Linked DNA regions of Mus musculus: region 2 is linked to region 1. Evidence: chromatin loops called from intact Hi-C (ENCODE). Cell type or tissue: heart. All regions are shown on one strand. Each heading gives the region's core, and the rest is flanking DNA. Links, peaks and the distances in the headings are about the cores only.

What was found. A loop is a pair of places that touch in the nucleus more often than their neighbours do. Peaks named below come from ENCODE experiments on the same cell type or tissue, not always from the same donor. Only the 100,000 strongest peaks of a DNase experiment are listed, where the experiment ranks them.
Region 2: a loop joins it to region 1, with 3 times the contacts of the local background. A loop is called at or near these places in 1 of 42 quality-filtered maps.

Annotation. Positions count from the first base shown.
Region 1 is chr14:26,965,456-26,975,645 of GRCm38, reverse strand. It overlaps Appl1 (adaptor protein, phosphotyrosine interaction, PH domain and leucine zipper containing 1), which reads left to right and starts at 5,095. Exons shown (of 22, transcript NM_145221.2): 1 at 5,095-5,245. The coding sequence starts at 5,192. Gm41114 (a long non-coding RNA gene) reads left to right here and starts at 6,838. Exons shown (of 2, transcript XR_874477.1): 1 at 6,838-7,285; 2 at 8,108-9,412. In heart, for the core only: CTCF peaks have their summits at 2,363 (motif pointing right) and 5,289; DNase peaks (open chromatin) are centred at 5,025 and 5,645; H3K4me3 peaks cover 2,289 bases; H3K27ac peaks cover 1,550 bases.
Region 2 is chr14:26,530,545-26,540,734 of GRCm38, reverse strand. It overlaps Slmap (sarcolemma associated protein), which reads left to right and starts at 6,111. Exons shown (of 23, transcript NM_001310445.1): 1 at 6,111-7,407. The coding sequence starts at 7,210. In heart, for the core only: a CTCF peak has its summit at 5,824; DNase peaks (open chromatin) are centred at 5,754, 6,724 and 7,244; H3K4me3 peaks cover 3,406 bases; H3K27ac peaks cover 2,324 bases; H3K27me3 peaks cover 488 bases.

The DNA.
Region 1 (10,190 bases), core at 1,063-9,062:
CTGGCCTTGTCTGAAAAGTGACCTTGTACAGATCTCTCTTCAAAGCTACATTACTTACCACACACATTCCACTCTGGCTTCTGGCCTGCATCATTATTAGGTGCTGTAGTATAACCAATTAGCTCTTCCTGCTTGCTTGATGGCATGGCATGATGTGACCAATTAGTCCTTTCTATCGTACCCCTAAAAAAGCCCTTGCCTACCCTATCCCTGAAATAATAAAGTAGACTCATCTCTGGAGTCATTCTGTACATATTCACGATCATCCGGAAAAACCCTGGTCTCCATCTCTGCTTCATTTCTCCCCTTAGGTTGGTGGCCTCTGGGCAGAAAGGGCGAGTGGGTCGGGGAGCACAGTGCCTTATTTTATGTGGTGCTAGAAATGAAGCTCAGGACTTCATGCATGCTAAACAAGCATTCTACCCACTGAACTACAACTTCAGCCTTTTGTACAGCTAACCACCACTACGTGACACTCAAAAGTATTTTGTGAGTGTGTGTGTGTGCGCATGTCTGGTTTTTTTGTTTTGTTTTGTTTTGAGCACTGGAATTACAGGTGTGCGCCACTATCCCTAGCTTATATATTATTTCTAAAAGGCTCATTAATCCCTCCAAATTTCAGATGGGTGGAGTCTTTGAGAGGCTATTTGTATATAGACAGTTTCCTGGCTTTCAAGAAGACTCCAGAATTAGGCTCCTTTCACCATTCTGGCCACTGGGAATTACTGATCTGTTTGTATTACTGTTTTTTAAATGTTGTGCTGGGGACTGAACCCACGGCTTTGCTTTGCACATGCTAGAGACACACTCTGCCACGGAGTTATAACCCTAGTGCTAACTGGATAACTTCTAAAGTACAAGGTTATTTGGGGAAGAGCAGATCATTCTCCGTCTTGTCCTTGACAGAGGTTTTCTGACTTAGGTTCTCAGGTCCACTCTGCACTGCAGCAGGAGTTCCTATCAGGGTTAGGAGATTGTATACTAACAATCTTTCACATGGTTTTTATATGTGCTGTGCTTACATTTGGAAACCATCAGCCTAGAGGGACATATTTTGTTGTTGTTATTATTTGTTTTTTGAGACAGGGCTTTTCTGTCCTGGAATTTGCCTTGTAGGCCAGACTGTCCTTGAACACAGTCATCTACCTGCCTCTGTCTCCTGAGTGTTGGGATTAAAGGTGTGGGCTACCATACCTGGTTTAAATAACTGTTTTATTTTTATTTTTTATTTATTTATTTATTTTTGGTTTTTCGAGACAGGGTTTCTCTGTATAGCCCTGGCTGTCCTGGAACTCACTCTGTAGACCAGGCTGGCCTCGAACTCAGAAATCCACCTCCCTTTGCCTCCCAAGTGCTGGGATTAAAGGCATGCGCCACCACCGCCCAGATTAAATAGCTGTTTTTTATTATTTTATTTTATGTGAATGTGTGTGCCTGAGCGCACATATGTGTGCCTGAGTGCACATCTGTGTGTCATGTGTTTGCAGCATTCATGGAGGCAAGAAGAGGTTGTTAGATCCTCTGGAAAGAGAGTTACAGACTGTTGTGAGCCATCATGTGGGTGCTGGGAATTGAACCCAGGTCCTCTGGAAGAGCAGCCAGTGATCCTAACTCCTGAGACATCTCTTCAGCCCATAGAGGGATAGTATTTTAAAGTCCCAGAGTCTTTTGAGTTGTTAAATTCTTCCCTCTTATAAACTACAGACCAGCACTTCAAGGAATGTCATGTAAAAACCTAATTATAAGAAGACCAAATATAATTTCAGGCTAGTAATTAACAAGTCTATTAATGAGATTGTATGTCTTTTTGTTGTAAAATTGCATGTGTGAAACATCTCAATAAAGTATATGTGTAAAATATCTCTAAGAATTCTTTGATGGGTGCTGCTTAATCCTGATTTGCTTTCCATAAAAATAACCAACGGCCTCAAGTTTCCTAGTGTGCATGAAGTCCTGACCTTCCTCTCCAGCACCACCTAAAGTCAGGCATGCTGGCAGATCGCAATGTCTCAGTATTCAGGAGATGAAGGTAGGACATCAGGAGTTCAAGTTCATCCTTTGTTACATATTTAAAGCCAGCTTGGGCTATAAGAGACTGTCTTAAAAAAAAAAACAAACAAACTCCTTCCTCCCCCCAAAACTAAACAAAGCAAAACCCCACTAACTTTTTATCAAAAGAAAATATGAATTCTTCAGCTTTAGAGCTGTTTTAAAATAATAAGTGAAAATATACATTTGGATGACCAGGGTATTCAGTCAGCCAAAGTTATGGGCACTTTGCTTTTCTATTTTTATGATCTGACTAAACTACTTTTTTTTTTTTTTTTAAATTATTTTATGTATGAGTGCTGTACGTATACCTGTGTGCCAGAAGAGGGCATCAGATAGCAGTATAGATGGGTGTGAGCCACCATGTGGTTGCTGGGAATTGGACTCAGGACCTCTGGAAGAGCAGCCAGTGCTCTTAACTTCTGAGCTATTTCTCCAGCTCTACACTAATTCCTAATGTAACTCATCAACAGTCTGCTTTTATTTTATAACCAGCTAGGCTTGGCGAGGATTTCTTGCCCCTTTAAGATAAGAGCATCTTGAGAGCACTCTACAGAACAGTTCAGAAAGACAACAAAGAGAATTATTTAATTTGATGATAAATAGAGTCTCTCCTTCTCCCTCTCCCTCTCCCTCTCCCTCTCCCTCTCCCTCTCCCTCTCCCTCTCCCTCTCCCTCTTCCTCCCTTTTGGGTTGACCAAGCTGCTGGTTAATTCCTCTTGTTACACCACCACCAGTGTGTTTCTCATTCTTTGCTAATTATCATTCCTAATTATTGTTAATTATCCTTATCCTCTTTTTCTTTCCTTTTACAAATTACAGGTTAATCAAGAAGGTCACTATCTTGAAAGCTTTCTCTTCTTCCTTCTCTATCCCCCTCTCCCCATCTCTCTCTGGCACAGACTCTCACTGTGTAGTCCTGGTCTCTCTCTCTCACTGTGTAGTCCTGGTCTGTCTCACTGAGTAACCCTGGTCTGTCTCCCTGAGTAGTTCTGGTCTGTCTCTTTGTGCAGTCCTGGTCTGTCTCCCTGAGTAACCCTGGTCTGTCTCACTGTGTAGTCCTGGCTGGTCTTCTAGACTAGGTGGCTTTCAGCTTGCAAGGATCCTTGAACCTCTGCCTCCTGAATGCTGGGAATATGGACATGTGTCAACACACCTTACTTGAAAGTTTTGCCTCTTTACAGCCAGGTGCATTGTGCTCGTAGTAGCTGAGTAAGAAAGAAATATCAAGAATAAAATACCTGCCAGGGAGTGGTGGTGCATGCCTTTAATCCCAGCACTTGGGAGGCAGAGGCAGGCAGATTTCTGATTTCAAGGCCAGCCTGGTCTACAGAGTTTGTTCTAGGACAGCCAGGGCTATGCAGAGAAACCCTGTCTTGAAAAAAACCAAAAAAACCAAACAACAACAACAACAAAGAAGAAGAAGAAAGGAAGGAAGGAAGGAAGGAAGGAAGGAAGGAAGAAAGAAAGAAAGAAAGAAAGAAAATACCCATAATACAAGTGGGAACCTTTCATACAACAGAAGAATTGGCTCCAAACCATCTTTCTTCAAAACTAAAGATCTCTTCAGGAGGGTGACTATTTGATAGAGAATTTAAGGAATGGATTCGCATAAAATGGCTATACCACTGAAGGTAATTCCGTGGAACTATAATTCAAGTCTACCATAAAACGTCTGAAATGGGGCTGGTGAGATGGCTCAGTGGGTAAGAGCTCTTCCAAAGGTCTGGAGTTCAAATCCCAGCAACCACATGGTGGCTCAAAACCATCCGAATCAAGATCTGACTCCCTCTTCTGGAGTGTCTGAAGGCTGCTACAGTGTACTTACATATAATAAGTAAATAAATCTTAAAAAAAAAAAAAAAACTTCTGAAACAAAGTTTTTATCTTTCAAGAGACCATGGGGAAAATCTGGTAAACTCACAGCTTCCTCTTCATTACCATATTTGGATTTGCTCCAGTGTCTGGATTTGGGTCGAAGCAGCTGGAGAAGCAGGAAGCTAATACTCTTCTCCCAGCTTATCGTACTCTTTGAATGACAGTGGAATGGACTAGTGGACTAATGGGTAGATTTTTTTGGGAGATATTAATGATTTTGCCAATTTTTTTGCATATCGGTAAACTCACTGTACAACACTTCAGAGAAATAACGTGTGAAGCTGGAGAAAAGGGTGCATCAAGGCTGAATCCATAAAACACAACACAACAAAACAGTGTTAGCCTAGTCCTTACATGTCAAATCTCCAACTGTGTGAGCTTCACTCTACAGTCAAGGAGACCAGAGAAGTTCTTTGAGTCCTGCCAAACCTGACAATCGGTTTGCGAGAGAAGCCCTTTAATGACGGAAGGAAGTCCTCCGATAAATGTATCTTTAAATTTTTTTATTAAAAAAAAGTTTTCCTTTGTGATATACAAGAAATATAGTGGTCGTATTTTCAGCAATGACAAACTTGAAGACGAGGTAAGAACTAATGATTTGTCAACAAAATCAAGGGTTTTAAACTGATGCCGATAGGCAGGTGTCCAGGAGAAAAAAAAAAGTTTAGGGTCTACTACTCCAAATTAACTGTAAACCCCGTTAATGACACAATTTCGGATTCCACAGATTTGTGAGTTAACGCTCTTTGCAGGAGATAAGATTGAAAACTTGGAGCAGGGTTGGGAAGGTTATGACGCTAGGTGTAGGGATTTTTTTTCTTTGGTTGCTGACGAAATATGGTGCAGAAGTAAAACTGCCTCAGGTCCCCTCCGGCGGTCTTCACTCCGGGCTCAGGTTAGCTGTGCGCTAGCGTGACTCAGACAGCCCCCTACGTATTCAACTACGCGCGCCCGACGACGGAGGTCGACATCCCCACACTGCTCGGCCCGCACGGCCACTGCTCTGGTAGAGAACCCGCGGTCGGGGAGGAATTCCCGGTCAGCCCCGTAGCGGTGACAGACGTCGCGGCGAGCCAATGGGTGAGCTGGAGGCGGGGCTAGTGGGCCTAGGGGGGGCGGGATTTCCCGCGCGGCGGCCGCTGAGCTCTGGGCTGGGGCGGCGGCGCCTGCGAGAGGGCGGGCCGGGTCAGCTGCAGCAGGCGGGGCCACGCGCGGAGCTGTGGGCGGCTGCCGAGTGTCCTGCCGCCGCCCAGCCTTCGCCACGATGCCGGGGATCGACAAGCTGCCCATTGAAGAGACCCTGGAGGACAGTCCGCAGGTGAGGCGCGAGCGGCGGCTGAGGAGAGCGCGCGGCCTAGCGCGGGCCTGGAGCCTCAGGTGCCCGTGGCCCAGGTGGGCGCCGCCGCCCGGGGTCGCTGTCTGCCGGGGCCGCGCCCTACACTCCCGGGCCGGGCTGGAGGCCCGCGCGTACTCGCGCGGCTGGGCCACGGGCGGCCCGGAGACCGAGCGGCCGTCACTGTCTCCCGTGGGGCCTGGCGTTTGAGTCCGCGCCGAGTCGCCTTTGCATTTCACGGGAGGTGCTGTTTTTATCGCGATGATAGGATGTGAGATAAGTCCTGTTCGTGGCGTTTTCGGAGGAGGCCCGGCATTCGGGGGGACGGCAGTGGCTAGTTTTCTTAGGAAGGGTCTGCGAGGCGGAGTGTGCAACGCCGGTGGAAGCAGGAGTGCGTGCCTTGCTCCCCGTGCTGTGTCGGTGCCCGAGTCTCAGGCTGGTGGCTGTCACTTGAGCTGTGCACTGCGGGTGACGGAAGGCGCCTACGCTGCTTCGAGGAGGCTGAGCTTTGGGTAGCAGATTGGCCCGAATAAACTCATCAAAATGAAAGCCCTGTTTTTGTGCGTTAGGGATGATGCTGGTGTGGTTGCTCTGGCTGAAGACAGTTTGGGAAAAATAAAACGATTCGTTGGATTTCTTTTTCAGTACTTAATGACATCAATTGTGTTTTAAAAGGTGTTGGAGCCTCTAACTTGTGTAAACTTCATCTTTACGCCAGCCTTTATGTATAGTAAGGGATATAAAACAGTGTTGCAGGTAGATTTTTAAAAATATTGCTTGCTGAGAAGTACATACTTCATAGGCATTTGTAGTTTAATAAGTGGCCCTCCAACCAAAAAGAGGAAAAGAGAAGAGCTAGCGCTTGTTTTCCTGGATGGCACTTTTGTCATGGATTTTGTGCCAATTTTTATTTCAAAGTTAGAATTGTGCTCTGATTGTAGAATTGATTTATTCTTTTCTCTGAAGGCAATCTTTATAGGCCAGTTGCTAGGAGGTAATGTACTCTTATCAGATAATGTGAGAAAGAGAAAGCCACATATTTGTTTATCTCGTAGTTTAAATTGTGCGTAATGATTTTTTCAGTGTAAAGCCTTAAGATATATTTATTTCAGATGATTTGCTACAATTTTGTGGTTGTGTTAGTCAGAAGAATTTTATCATTTTTCTTTTTTTTAAGTTAAGACTCAGTATACTGTCTGAACTTCTTTTACCCAGCTGACTTTTTATAGCCCAATAAAGACTATAAAGAGAATGGGTCACACAGTGCCCTATCTATGATTTTCCATGTAGAGATAGTCCTGCATTTTCAGTATAAGTAGTTTACAACTTGAGTCAGACTCATTCTGTAGCTCAGACTAGCCTCAAACATGAGCTTCCTCCTGCCTCTGTCTGCTGAGTACTTACTGCAAAGCTTGAACCATAAGTATTTTCGGTTGTTATTGTTGTTGTCTTTTAATTTAAAATTTGTTTTTAGGTGTAAGGGTGTTCCATTTGTGTTTAACAGAGATTAGAAGAGGGTGTTGAATCCCCTGGAACTGGAGTTACTGATGGTTGTGAGCCATGATGTGTTGGAAATTGAACCTGGATTCTCTAGAAGAGCAGTCAATGTCTTAATTACTGATTTATCTCTCCAGCCCATTTTTAAATTTAAACTGATTTCTTTGGTACTGGGGGCTGGATCCAGGACCTTGCAGTTGCTAGGCAAAGCTGTACTACTAAGATAAATCCTCAATTTTGTTTTTATTTATTTATTTTTTGTGTGTATATGTGTTGCGCATGTATGTATGTGTTTGCATCTCTGTGTATATGTGCTCATGTGCATGGAGACTCAAAATTGAATAATCTTCCTTGATTGCTTTTCATCTATTTACTGTCACACGGTCTTACTCAGAGCCCTGGGTTTGAAGAAGCTTGCTCCAGGTATCCTGTCTTTCTTAAAAGTACTGAGAGTACTTGTGACCTCCACACTTGCCAGTCTTTACGAGGGTTCTAGGGAACCTGGACTCTGGTCCTCAAGCTTGTAGGGTAAGGGCTTTAATCTACTGAGCCACCTTCCCAGCCCTATTAGTATGTGATTATGTATGTGCAAGCACTCTACATGTAGAGGCTAGAGGGTGACCTCAGGTGTAGTTCCTCCTCAGCCTCAGCCTAGCTTAGTTTTTTGGTTGTTTTGTGTTTTTTTGTTTTTTGTTTGAGATAGTATCTCCCTTTGAGACCTGGGTCTCTCATGGGATCTTGTCGGCTAGGCTGGCTGGGCTGTAAGCCCCAAGGATCTGTTTGCCTTCCCGGCATTGTGATTGCATGCACCTGCTACTATACCCAGCTTTTTACATGGATGCTTAGTGCTTAAGTGTCTTCAGTGTTCTTAATTTAAAATTCCTAGACTGCATATTTCCTTAAGTGATTTAACAGACTTATCTTTTAAAAATGGTTTTACTAGCACATATTAATAACAATGAATTTTATTATGATATTTTCATACTTAGTATATTTGCCTCTCTTCCTTTTTCTCTCTTCCTCTTTCCAGCTAGTCCTCTTCCTTTCATGTCTTTAAAAAAGATCTTTGTTTTGTTTTGAGAGGAAAATCTTGTGTTGCTCACGATAGTTTGAGAGATCCCCCTGCCTCAGCCTCCAGAATAGTTGCAACTTCTCCTTATCCAGCATCTCCAGCTCCCATTGTTGTACTCGTAGAGTGTTCCCCAATAAATAGGGCTGCAATTAAGGCTTCTGTGTATATATTTTTATCTCAGTTTATCAAGAAAATAATTGAATAAGAATAACCAAGAATATGAAAAACTCTGAAGCTCCTAATGTGCTGTTTTTGTTTTTTGTTTTGTTTTCAATTAGATCTTTCAGTCCTAACTAATCAAAGGTAATCCATTGGACTGAGGCTGTAGGTCAGTGGTAGAACCCTGGCCTAACAGTTAAGTAGACGGGATTGCTAGGACTGTAGCTTCTCCAGTCCCAACACAGTGGCTTACTACTTGGAGAGGAAAGAAGTTAGAGCTTGGAAGACATGGAAGGTCCTGAATTGTACTTACCTTTTTAAGATTCCTTTGTTATTGTTGGGGCTTGAATTCAGCTATATCACTGGCTTGTTTGTTGGAGACAGGGTTTCTCTGTGTGTCCCTGGCTATCCTGGAACTCTTTCTGTAGACCAGTGTGGCTTAGAACTTGGAGATCTCCCTACCTCGAATGAATGCTGGGATTAAAGGCATGCACTACCACTGCCTGGCTCTCTGGTTCTTTTGTTGTTGTTGTTCATTAATTTATTTATTCACTTAACGTCCTGGTTGCAGTCCCCCCTTCTCCTTCTAGTCTCTCCTTCACAGACCCCCTCCTCCCAATACCCCCTCCTCTTCTTCTCAGAGAAGGGGAAGTTCCCATGGGTACTAACCTGCCCTGGCACATCAAGTCTCAGCAGGACTAAGCACATCCTCTCTTTCTGAGGCCTGACAAAGCAGTCCAGCTAGGGGAAGGGGCTCCAAAGGCAGGCAACAGAGTAAGAGACAGCCCTCCTTTCAGTTGTTAGGGGACCCACATGAAGACCAAGCTGCACATCTGCTACAGGTGTAGGGGACCTAGGTCTAGTCCCTGAATGCTCTTTGGTTGGTGCTTCAGTCTCTGTGAGCCCCTATAGGGCCAGGTTAGTTGACTCTGTAGATCTTCTGTGTTATTTTGTGGAGTCCTTGACCTCTTTGGCTCCCTTGATCCTAATCCCCACTCTTCTACAACACTCCCTGAACTCTGCCCAGTGTTGGTCAAGAGACAGTTATGCTAAGCTCCTGTCTGCAAACATAGCAGAGTATCATTAATAGTGTCGGGTTGTATCACCCTCAAGGGATGGGTATCAAATTAGGTCAGTCGTTGGTTGGCTATTCCCTCATTCTGGGCTCCATATATATTCCTGGATATTTTTTTTTGTATATTTTGGGTCAGAGATTTTGTGGGTGAGTTGTTATCCCCTGCCTCTACTGCAAGTCTCACCTGGCTACAGTCTCCATATCCCCAGCTGCTAGGAGTCTCAGGAGTCACCTTTTTTTTTTTAAGTTTCTCCCCTCCCCCCACAATGTTTGCACAGTCCAAACCTAACTAATCTAACATAAGGGTATTTAAAGTTATATACTCCAAATACATCAGTTTGGCAAAATATCTGAAGGAGAAAAAAAATTAAGCTTCTACTAGGACATGCCTTGTCTGGGGTTTGTTTTTGTTTTTTGTTTTGTTTTGTTTTGTTTGTTTTTTTTTTGAGACAGGGTTTCTCTGTATAGCCCTGGCTGTCCTGGAACTCACTCTGTAGACCAGGCTGGCCTTGAACTCTGCCTCCCAAGTGCTGGAATCAAAGGTGTGTGCCACCACCGCCCAGGGACCCTATCTTAAATCTTAAAATGAACAAACTATATGTGTGTATTGGGGTTGGGGGTTGGGGTTGGGGGAGATAGTGTCATCTTTTGGATTTTGAGCTTTAATTGTTCTCTGCTTTTTTTTTTTTTTTTAAATATGGCCTTCATGCATTGCTCCTATTTTTAGGTTTAATTGGAGGAATTGCAGCATACATTTGTTGCAGTAAATCTCCAACCTAAATAAGCCCAGGCAAAGAAAACACAACTCAATTAATATGAATATAAACTGCGTGCCTAGACTGGGCAGATCTACCACTACACAACTCTATTCCCTAGCTATGAGAACCCATATAACTTGTGGTTTCTCCAGGCCATGTGCTTCTGCTCCATCTTCCTTCCTCCTCCACCTTCTGTTCTATCTTCCTTCCTCCTCCTCCTCCTCCTCCTCCTCTTTCTCTTCTTCCTCCTCCTCTTTCTCCTCTTCTTCCTCCTCTTTTTCTTCTTCCTTCTCCTCCTCCTCCTCCTCTGTCCTCTCTTTCCCCTCTCCTCCTTCTCCCCCAAACTTTTCAGCTTCATCTTCCCTTCCA
Region 2 (10,190 bases), core at 1,173-9,172, 440 kb after region 1:
AGTGTGTCCCAACACAAAACTGTAAACTTACTTGAAATTATATAATATATTAGTTATTTTTAAAAGCTCAATTGTGAGTCCTTGACAGTGACCTATGGGAGCTGAAGAGAAGGTTCAGCAGTTAAGAGCACAGAAGATCTTGGATTCAGATCCCAGGACCCACATTAACCCCAGTTCCGTGGGGTCAGAAGCCCTCTTTTTGACATTCTTCAGGTACCAGGAACACAAGTGGTACACGCGCGCGCGCACACACACACACACACACACACACACACACACACATTTATAGATATAAATTAAACCAACAGATATTTATAAACATAAATTAAAAATAAATAAAGCTTTGAAAATACCTGTTTAGTAACCAAAAAGTGAATTTTGTAGATGACATCATCCCATTGCAGTATTGGAGGTTTGGAAATGTCTGCGTGGACAGTATTTCAAACCAGCAATCTGCTTAAGCAGTTATATAAAGCATTCCATAATTTATTATATTCAAAATAATTATTTGAAATTCAATTAGGTCATTATCAGTTTTGGAAGACTATATATTAACTGAATTTACAGTTGTTCCTGATCTATCTGACATGAGAACAATTCCCGTTTGGATGGCACTGTGTAGAGGTAAATTGTTAGCTGCTCTGTGCTCCTGGCAGGTGCGCACACAGCTCTGCGCCTGCCCAAGAGCTCTGGATTTAAGAATGAGAAGACATACTCACAATCCTTATATTTTAATATGCTTAACTTGCTCAGTGGCTGGGCACTTCCAACCTCCAAAACTAGCACATGCTCCCCTCGGTATTCGAGTTAACACTTTCTAAGTCTGTATTTCATCTTTGCTGCCATTTCCTTCTGAGCAGCCCTCCCCTGGGGCTGCTTTATCTGTGCACCTAGATTTTGGCCATCTTACCCTCCTTTTTCTTCACAGTGTAGTCCATTCTATGCTTCTCTTATGGCAGAATCCTTTCTTCTCCTCTTCTTTCTTTCTTTCTTTCTTTCTTTCTTTCTTTCTTTCTTTCTTTCTTTTTGTTTTTTTTTTTTTGATACAGGGTTTCTCTGTGTAGCCCTGGCTGGCCTCAAACTCAGAAATCCGCCTGCCTCTGCCTCTCAAGTGCTGGGATTAAAGGCATGCACAACCACTCCCGGCTGCCATTCCAGTTTCTTAAAACATGGTGTGTTTTTAACTCAATTAAAAATTTGTATGGATACCAAGTCATGGAAAGGAACACCCACATGGCCTACAATTCAAAATATCTCATGTATGAGAGTTCTTAATTTAAGCCTTTTCTGTTCCTGCCAAATAACCGTGGGTGAGGAGCGCCTTCAATGCATTTGGCATTTTCAGGGCTGTGTGTAGTAGGGTAAGATTCTTTACTCTGGCAGGTTATAGCAATTCTAAGCTTTTCTTGCTAGAAAGCTCTTCTATTTGTTTAACATTAATTCTGGGAGATAGTATAGTATTACTGAACATAAAGAGACATTTCTTTTTGCGCTTACATTTATGACTAAGATCTCTATATACAAACTAGAGATAAAACATCCTGCTCTTGGCTGTAGTGGAAGACTGGGAAAATTCCATTAGTAACAGTAATAAAACAACATTTTCAGAGAACCTACTGTTTTCCAGGCATTATGGTTGGTACTTTTTCTTGAATTATCTTATAAAAGATTCTGGGAAATATTATATACATTTTTTCCAAATGAGAAAACAGACTTAGAAGCTGAATAATTTACGATTGTGTTGGTAAATGGCTAAAATGTTTGATTCTGTAACTTTTTAAAAAATTATTTTACTTTGACCTTCTAGAAGGAAAACGAAAATGTTCTGAAATCTAATGTGCTGGGTACAAGTTCTCTGACTTCTGGCTTTTTCCTGTTCATTCTCGCCCCTTATTCTCCAGAAACACAGACCCCCTTCTAATTCCTCAAAGTCTTGTCTTCTCAAATCTCTAGCTGTAACTTGAATTTTTTTCTAATTCTATTTTTAATGATGGTTCTTAAACTCTTTAACTTCCCTTGTAGCCCACCACCCACCGGAGGTAGTGGAAAAGAAAAGACATAGGGGAAGTGAATCTATTTAGAAAGGTTCTTTGGAGCAACTCCTGTCTGTGTTGTCTGGAAATCGGCAGTTCATTTTACAGGTTAGCAGTGGCAGCTCAATCCACTTGCAAACATCTCAGGGATACACCGGCAGTCCAGTTAGCTACAGTTGGGTTAGCAACAGTGGTGGTATGACCTAGCAGAGACAGCTGGCCTCAGCCTTGGCTTGAGTCAGAAGGAGGGACCAACAGGATCACCAGGAGTTCTCGGCTGTGCCTCTCTCAGGGAAACAAAGATCAGTGAAGACACGAGACCCAGAAGCATTGCATAGTTAGCTGTACCAGAAAGCCAAGCTCTGTCTCTGTCACTCTGTGGAGTCCTATTTATACCCTCCAAACATCACTTGTCCTCCATGTGCCTTGCCTCAGCACCTGCATCCAGTTAACCTGAGTCCCCGGTAGCAGCAACAAACTGCAACACACCACCAGAAGGTTTTTTTGGTGTGTTTCCCTCTATGGAGTTGAGACAAATGGAGCTCAACTATACAATGGAAGGCGGACCAATACATGTGTGTTGTTAGCAAAGAATCGTTCATCACGTGCTTGCTTTAGCAGAACATCCACTCTCCCATGTCTGCTTCAGTGAAACATTCCTTCCTGAGTCTGCCTTAGCCTTTCACCTGTGTCCACTTCAGCTAAATGTTTCTTCAATGTGTTTGCTCCAGCAAAACACCATTTAATTGCCTTTCCAAAGAATCTTTAAGTTTCCACTTCATCTAGCCCTTTGCTCAGGATATTGTTTTGGCTTTTCTATGTCTGCCCCAATTCCTGAATCATGACACAGGGCTTGTTTTTATTTTCAATGCTTATGGCATTAGCTTAGGCTTGCTTCCCAAATACCTCTTAACTTATATTTACATGTGTATTCTGATCTAAGTTCTGCCACATAGTTGGTTACCTCTCCTCAGTTTCATATGTCTGACTTCCTCCTACATATTGGTGGCACATCTTCCTGAGCCTGAGTCTTTCCCAGAGTTCCTCTCTCTTTGCCAGGTATCCTGCCTTCCTATTCTTTTCTCTCCTGCTATATAGGCCATTCAGCTCTTCATTGACAGGTGATGCTTTTACATAGTGCACAAAGTGCACAAGAGATTATCCCTACAATCTCATTAGTACCAGATTAACTGACTTATTACAACATTTTGGTTTTATCTCTCTCTCTCTCTCTCTCTCTCTCTCTCTCTCTCTCCTCTTTTAGTTTTTTTTGAGATAGGGTTTCTCTGTATAGCCCTGGCTGTCCTGGAACTCACTCTGTAGACCAGGCTGGCCTTGAACTCAGAAATCTGCCTGCCTCTGCCTCCCAAATGCTGGGATTAGAGAGAGGCGTGTGCCACCACTGCCCGGTGGTTTTAATTTTCTATTTGTGCTACTAGGGTGCACCTAAGGCCATGCAAATGCCAGGTCACCATGCTGCTCCAGTTTACATTGTTCTTCTGTACTCTCAATACTTTTGAGTTATTCCAAATACTGCAAGGATCTTATTGTGTCTCCATCTAAACTGTAAGAAACTTTAGGGATTCATTTTTTCCACTCTCTTCTTCACTTTTGAAATTCCAGGTCATTTTACAGTTTCTCTCTCCTAGTGGGTAGTCAATTAAATGTTTGTTGAATGAACAAAAAAATGCATAAATAACTTTAAAATTCGTGCACACACCTCATTAGAGACAGGCATGCTCTACCACACCTGGTCTGTTTTATTGTTTTAAGGCTAAAAGTTATCAGAAGCAAAACATTTTCATCTTCTAATAATAAAACTCTTCAGTATATCTTTATTCTCTAGGTCAAAATGCCTGGGATACTGTAGTTATTCAATGTATTTGTTGAAATGATGAAGAACTGTAAAAACGTGTGAAAGGTCAGGTCTTGGACATTCATATTACCATGAATTTAAGCTTCAAGCATGAGCCCACGCATGCACACATACTCTAGCGTGACTTCATTTTTTATTTTTTAAAGATCTATTTATTTATTATCTGTAAGTACACTGTAGCTGTCTGCAGACACTCCAGAAGAGGGTGTCAGATTTTGTTATGGAGGGTTGCTGGAATTTGAATTCAGGACCTTCGGGAGAGTAGTTGGTGCTCTTAACTGCTGAGCTATCTCACCAGCCCCCCTAGTGTGACTTTATAATACATTACTTATTGTGTCCAAATTCACTTTGTGCTGCCCCTACTTTATCCTCTAATAACAAGCATGGTATTTTCATTCAGGCATTGAATATTTACTTAGCCTTTGTGCCAGGCACATGAGTGTATTCCTTTAAAAGCTTCATTTCACTACTTAATGTCCCTCTTCCTGGCAATTTAGAAAAACCATTCAACAAATACTGTATTTATTATAGTCCTTCAACCTTTCTTCATTCAGTTTTTGTGACTTCTCCTTGGAGGATGTCCCTGCCTCCCTCCCTTTAGAAGAGCTCTGAATATATCAGAGTCTTTGCCTTATTTTGTTCCTTCAGTTTCAAACCCACTACACTGGTTCTATAACCAGAGGGCAGAGACTAAGGCTGTGCTCATCTGTGTCACTTAGACACAGCATAGCATTACAGAAGCAATGAAATGAATACTGTTAATGTGGTTTGACACCACAAAGCCTCTCTGCAAGGGGGTTGTGTCTTGTCATTATGTTATAGAAGAGAAAAAGTATCCTAAAGAAGTTTAAAGCCATGTCCAACGTTTCTCAGGGAAGTCTGTGGTCACAGGAATCTCAAGAATGAAGTCAACACTGATTTGAAGAGATTAAGATTCTCTACAGTCTTTCCTAAGGTTTTCTTTCAGCTCGAGCCACGGTTTTTTCTTCTTTGGAACAATGACTCCATACATACTGGTCTTTCTCCTCGCAATTCCCAGGCTTAACACAGACTTCAGGATTGTTGGTTGGGTTATTCTCTGTATTTTCCTATTAGTAACTTTCGACCTTGACCCCTCTTTGGAAACGTGTTTTAAAACTTTCTGGTCTCAAGTAGGGTGTGGTGGCGCACACCTTTAATCCCAACACGCTGGAGGCAGTGGCAGGTAGATTTCTGAGTTGTAGGCCAGCTTGATCTACTTAAAGGGCTCCTGGACAGCCAGAGAAACCCTGTCACTAACCCTACCATTACCCCAACAAAATCCTCCCCCACTCCAAAAAACCCCCCACAACTTTCTGTTCTCCACGTTAGAACCCACGAAGGAGTTCTGAGAAACATAGTCGCATCAGTGAAAAGGACAGGAATTTGGGATGGAATTCATAAAGCCCGGTGAATTAGCAGAGGGAGGAAAGTCCTTCAGGTGTCATTAAGTCTAGGGACTTGTGGAATTTGGTCATCTGTAGAGCAGTGGTGAGTGACTCAGTTGCCCACAGCTACGATGACTGCTAATGAGTATGTCCTTTGCATGGAATTATTCTCCGCACGTGTTAGTATTTTCAGTGAGAACTGTAGTAAACACACTTAGTACACGTAGGTACTTGTAGGTACTTTCTTATTCATATGTTGCCGCTGTGTGTGCTTTTGAAACATTCAACCCCTCAAAGTTTCTCTTGCCCTTAACCAAAATGGCCCTTAAGGTTGTCTGGAGCTTTGAAGCTTCTGGCCCTTAACAAAGATGGCGCCAGGGGTCATGTTAAAAATAAGCTTGCCTTCTTCCCTGCCAGTGACAAACATGGCTTCCACGGCGTCAATCACATGATACCCCCTATCTACGGCACGGGAGCCGGCGGAGGAGGGCCCTTGAAAAGGGTGCGCGTTCCCGTGGCGGTGCACCCGGTAGGTTTCAGTCAGAGTCACTATGGCGGCCAACGCTGGCAAGGTAAGCTGAGGCGGCGGCGGAGGTGGTGGCGGCGGTGGCGGCAAGGGAGGAAGGAGCCGACGTTCCGTCCTGGCTCCGGAATCCCGTAGCCTGAGCAAGGAGAGGTCGCCCGAGGTCGGAGGCAGCGGCCGGGGACTGGCGGGGGCTGGCTGAAGGGGGCGAGGGCTGAGGCGAGCGGGCGCCGGTCCCTGACTGCCGTTTGTTTTGGTGTCTCCCCGCCTAGGTCGGAAAGTTTCCTGCCTCGTCCGCCACCGCCTGAGCTTGCCGCACTGGCTGCGAGTGGAGGAGGCTGCGGCGGACCCAGCCCCGGCCTCCAGGCCTCTCCCTCCACCTCCGGGCCAGCCTCCCTCCCCCACCCCGTCGTCCTGCGGGAGCCGCCAGTCCCTGCGATGCGACCCTCGCGAGGACGCTCCTGAGGGGAGGTGGCCCATGTGCTGAGCAGCAGAGCCCGAGAGCTCCGAGAAACCAACTTCCCGCCGGCCCGCCCGTCGGCCCGCTCGCCCGCCCGGTCGCCCGAGCCTCCCCGGGGTAGCTCCTCGCTCTGTCCGCACCGGCCTGCAGAGCCGGGTCCCCGCCCTGGTCGCGGGGACACCCGTCAGGTGCCCGGGACTCGCGACCCAGACGCCGCCCGTGCCCCGGCAGCCCTCCCACGCCTCCAGCCCGGGATCGCAGCCTCGGCTCACGCTGGGCCGGGGACCCCTGCCACTCCCGGGCGGCCTCGGCGCAGCAGGGCAATGCAGCCCGGCCCGCTGGCCCTCTAGTCCTCCTCGTCCGTCCCCGCACCTCTTCTCAGCCCCGAGGCCCCGCGGTGGCTGCCCGGAGGTCCTCCGCGCCTCTTCCTTGAGCCCCGAAGGACCTTCCTGGCTGCGCGAGTCAACCCTCTTCATGCTGCAGTGCTGCACCGTTTCCGCTACCGAAGGGGACAAGCGGCCGGGATCTCAAACAAAACACAAGAACTGGTGTGTGACTCATCTGCTCGGATACCTCCTGTCCCCAAACTGTCTTCCAGGAGTTTTCTTGGCCGAAGCTGCCCAATGTTTGAGCCTTTTCTTCCTAGGGAAGATGGACTGAAAGCTGCTAGTTGGGGACTTTTTTTGGTCAAGGTGCCTCTGTATTTTAAAGGAGGTGATGGGGCTTGCGCTGGCTTGTCCTCCTGCCCAATTGAAGAGTTGTTGATGTTCACTGGTTATGCTTAGACAATGCGCAGTTTGTTTTAATTTAAAAATTTTGGGGGGTTAGGGGGTGTAGGCTTGAGAAGAGCATTCCGAACCTGGAGGAGCTCCTCATTGTCCCTGGTCCAGACACCCCCCAGCCTGTCCTCGATGCCGTCAGCCTTGGCCATCTTCACTTGCCGCCCGAACTCGCACCCGTTTCAGGAGCGTCATGTCTACCTGGACGAGCCCATCAAGATCGGCCGCTCGGTGGCACGCTGTCGACCAGCGCAGAATAATGCCACCTTTGATTGCAAAGTGCTGTCAAGGAACCATGCCCTCGTCTGGTTTGATCACAAGACGAGCAAGGTAATGTCGCTATAGTGTTTGACAGTCTTTCCTTTCCTTTCCTTTCCTTTCCTTTCCTTTCCTTTCCTTTCCTTTCCCTTCACCTTCTCTGAGAGGTGTAATGTATGCAACGATCTCAGGGTTTCTTCCCAGAGGACACTTTTCTGCGAGGCCTCGGAATCAGCTTTTTGTGTGTGTCTGAATTCTAGTGGAAATGGAATCGAAGTGGTTGAATGAAAAACAGAGAAGGTATTGTTACTAAATGTCTCGGCAGGGCGATGGCTTCTTGATAAACTTGGTCATTCCCAGTGAAATCCCAAACCCTAATTCGTTTAGGAAAGGTAGATAGTGAAACTTGACCTCTGACTTTCAGTCCTTTTAGAAGGGTGAATCTGCAGGTCGGTGCTTGATTAAGCAAGCAGTGGTTCCCAGAGCAATGCCGGAATTTGTGGCCTCTGTTACATCGAGGCTCAAGTGTCTATGGTGAAATGTAGTTAACACATGGCTTGTAGTTGAATTCAACTCAGGACCTTGTCTGGTAGGATAACTGGAGTGCAAAGTTACTGTTTGTAACGATTGATACTTACTTGCCCCGATGAAATAATTTGTAAATATTAAAGGCAATTTAATTAAGCTAGAGTAAGTAACTACATCTTTGGAGTTCTGTTTGCAAGTTGGATCAACAGAAATCTATTGCTCTTGAAAGTCACTTCTCAATTTCTTTGGTAGATAATGTGTAATTATATGATGATATGCAAAAATTAGTATTAATAAGTTAGCTTATTTTTAGATTATATCCAATATTGTCTAATACACACACACACACACACACACACACACACACACACACATATATTTTAAAGACAGGGACCAACTGGCCTGGAACTCACTCTGTAGATCAGGCTGGCCTCAAACTCAGAGATTTCCCTGCCTCTGCCTCCCAAGTGCTGGAATTAAAGCTCACCATGCTGGGCCTTGCTTTTAATTTTTAATCCAATTTACCTTGTTTATCTTGGCACTGTACTTTGCTAGTTACTTATTTTAAAATAAAAAGGATCTTTTTAGTTTTTCAAGAATTTGCACGAATGGAGAATATTTTAAAGAACTCTTCTTTGGGCCTAAACCTAAGGCTTTCGTTGAACTACTGAAATAATTCCAACTCAAACTAAGTTACATAAGACTAATAGGACTGTCTCCAGTTTTGTCTCTTGACTTTTCGCCCCCTCTTTCTGAGTGACATGAGTAAGTCTTTTTTTTTTTTTTTTTTTTTAAGAGAAGAATTTGTCTTCAAGAGTGGTGTTTTGAAATGAAAGAAACTTGAGCCTTTAGAGGAAGAAAGTAATGCTAGGGCAGCTACTGAATTAAGGAATTACTAAGTAAATGCTATCTAAAAAAAAAAAAAAGGAAGGAAAGATCCCCAAGTGCTGTGTGCTTGCATAGTGGTTATAACCTATTCTGTGTGTAGGATGAAAACTGAAAAGTGTGTTAACTTTTTCTGAGTTACACCAGAGGCTCTTTAACCCATAAGAGAGACACTTTTCTCTTCCCTGAAAGCTAACATTTGGATGATTCGTGGATGACCTGTGATTCTTTGTAAATGACTCTGGAGTTCGTTATTGAATTCCAGTATTAGTTGGCTGCTAGTGACTAAATACAGTCAACTTTTACATTTTTACATTTTTGTGTGCTTGGGAAACAGGTCCAGCCGAATCAGATGACAGATTTGCTTACAGCACGTGCTTTGCCCACTGCAGTTCTTAGTTGAAAACTCGTGCCTGGTGCAGTGGCTCTCCCCTGTAAGCCTGTCTCTCAGAAGGCAGGAAGAAGGCATCATGTTCGAGGCTAGCCCAGTTTGCTTAATGAGCTTAAGATCACCAGCTCAGGTATATAACGAAGCTCTGTCTCAGAAACTCAGGATGAAGAGAGGATCTGCAGAGTTCTCACGGTAGACTTAGTTTATTTCTCCCTCTTTTACTTTTTTTCCTTTTGTGTCATTGGCTAAAATAGCACTAAGGGCTTGACGGTATATTTTGTGTAATTATTATTATACCACCTAATTTAGTTTAAACAGTTTCAATCTGTTAGGTTTTCCCTTTGTGATCAAATTATTTTAGGAATTAATTTTAAAGTATTGGCTTAGACAGACAGGTTTTTTTATTGAGCATGTATTCTGGGCCAGATCCTGGGAGATAACAAAGAAAACCAAATCAGTTTGTCCAAATACTATTTATTGCTTTGTGTGTGAAGTTTTAAGAGCTCTCCTGTGTCAGGCTCATGACAGCCGCCCCCCACCAGACCTAATATATATTCCTTGAAATTTATGATGCATAAAAATGCAAGAATCCACTCATAGGTATCATCTCAGGAAAGATTGTTTTAAAACACTACTAAGCCTGAGTTTTCTTTTCTTTTCTTTCTTTTCTTTTTTTCAAGACAGGGTTTCTCTGTGTAGCCCTGGCTGTCCTGGAACTCACTTTGTACTGTAGCCTAGGCTGACCTTGAACTCAGAAATCCACCTGCCTCTGCCTCCCAAGTGCTGAGATTAAAGGCCTGTGCCACCTCTGCCCAGCCGGAGTTTTCTTATCTGTGGATAGTATTGCCTTCTTAAAGTTTTTATTTTTGGGATAAAAAGAAATTTTGGGCTCGTCTGCACTAAACACTAGTTCTGCCACTGAGCCATGCTCACTGCCCCCTTTGCTGTCTTGGGATTCAGACTATTTATGCAAATCACATAGTACCCGGTGCTTGGCACGTGTTAAAGCTCAGGATTTCGTACAAGGGTGTTCGTGGGGAAGCATGAGCCA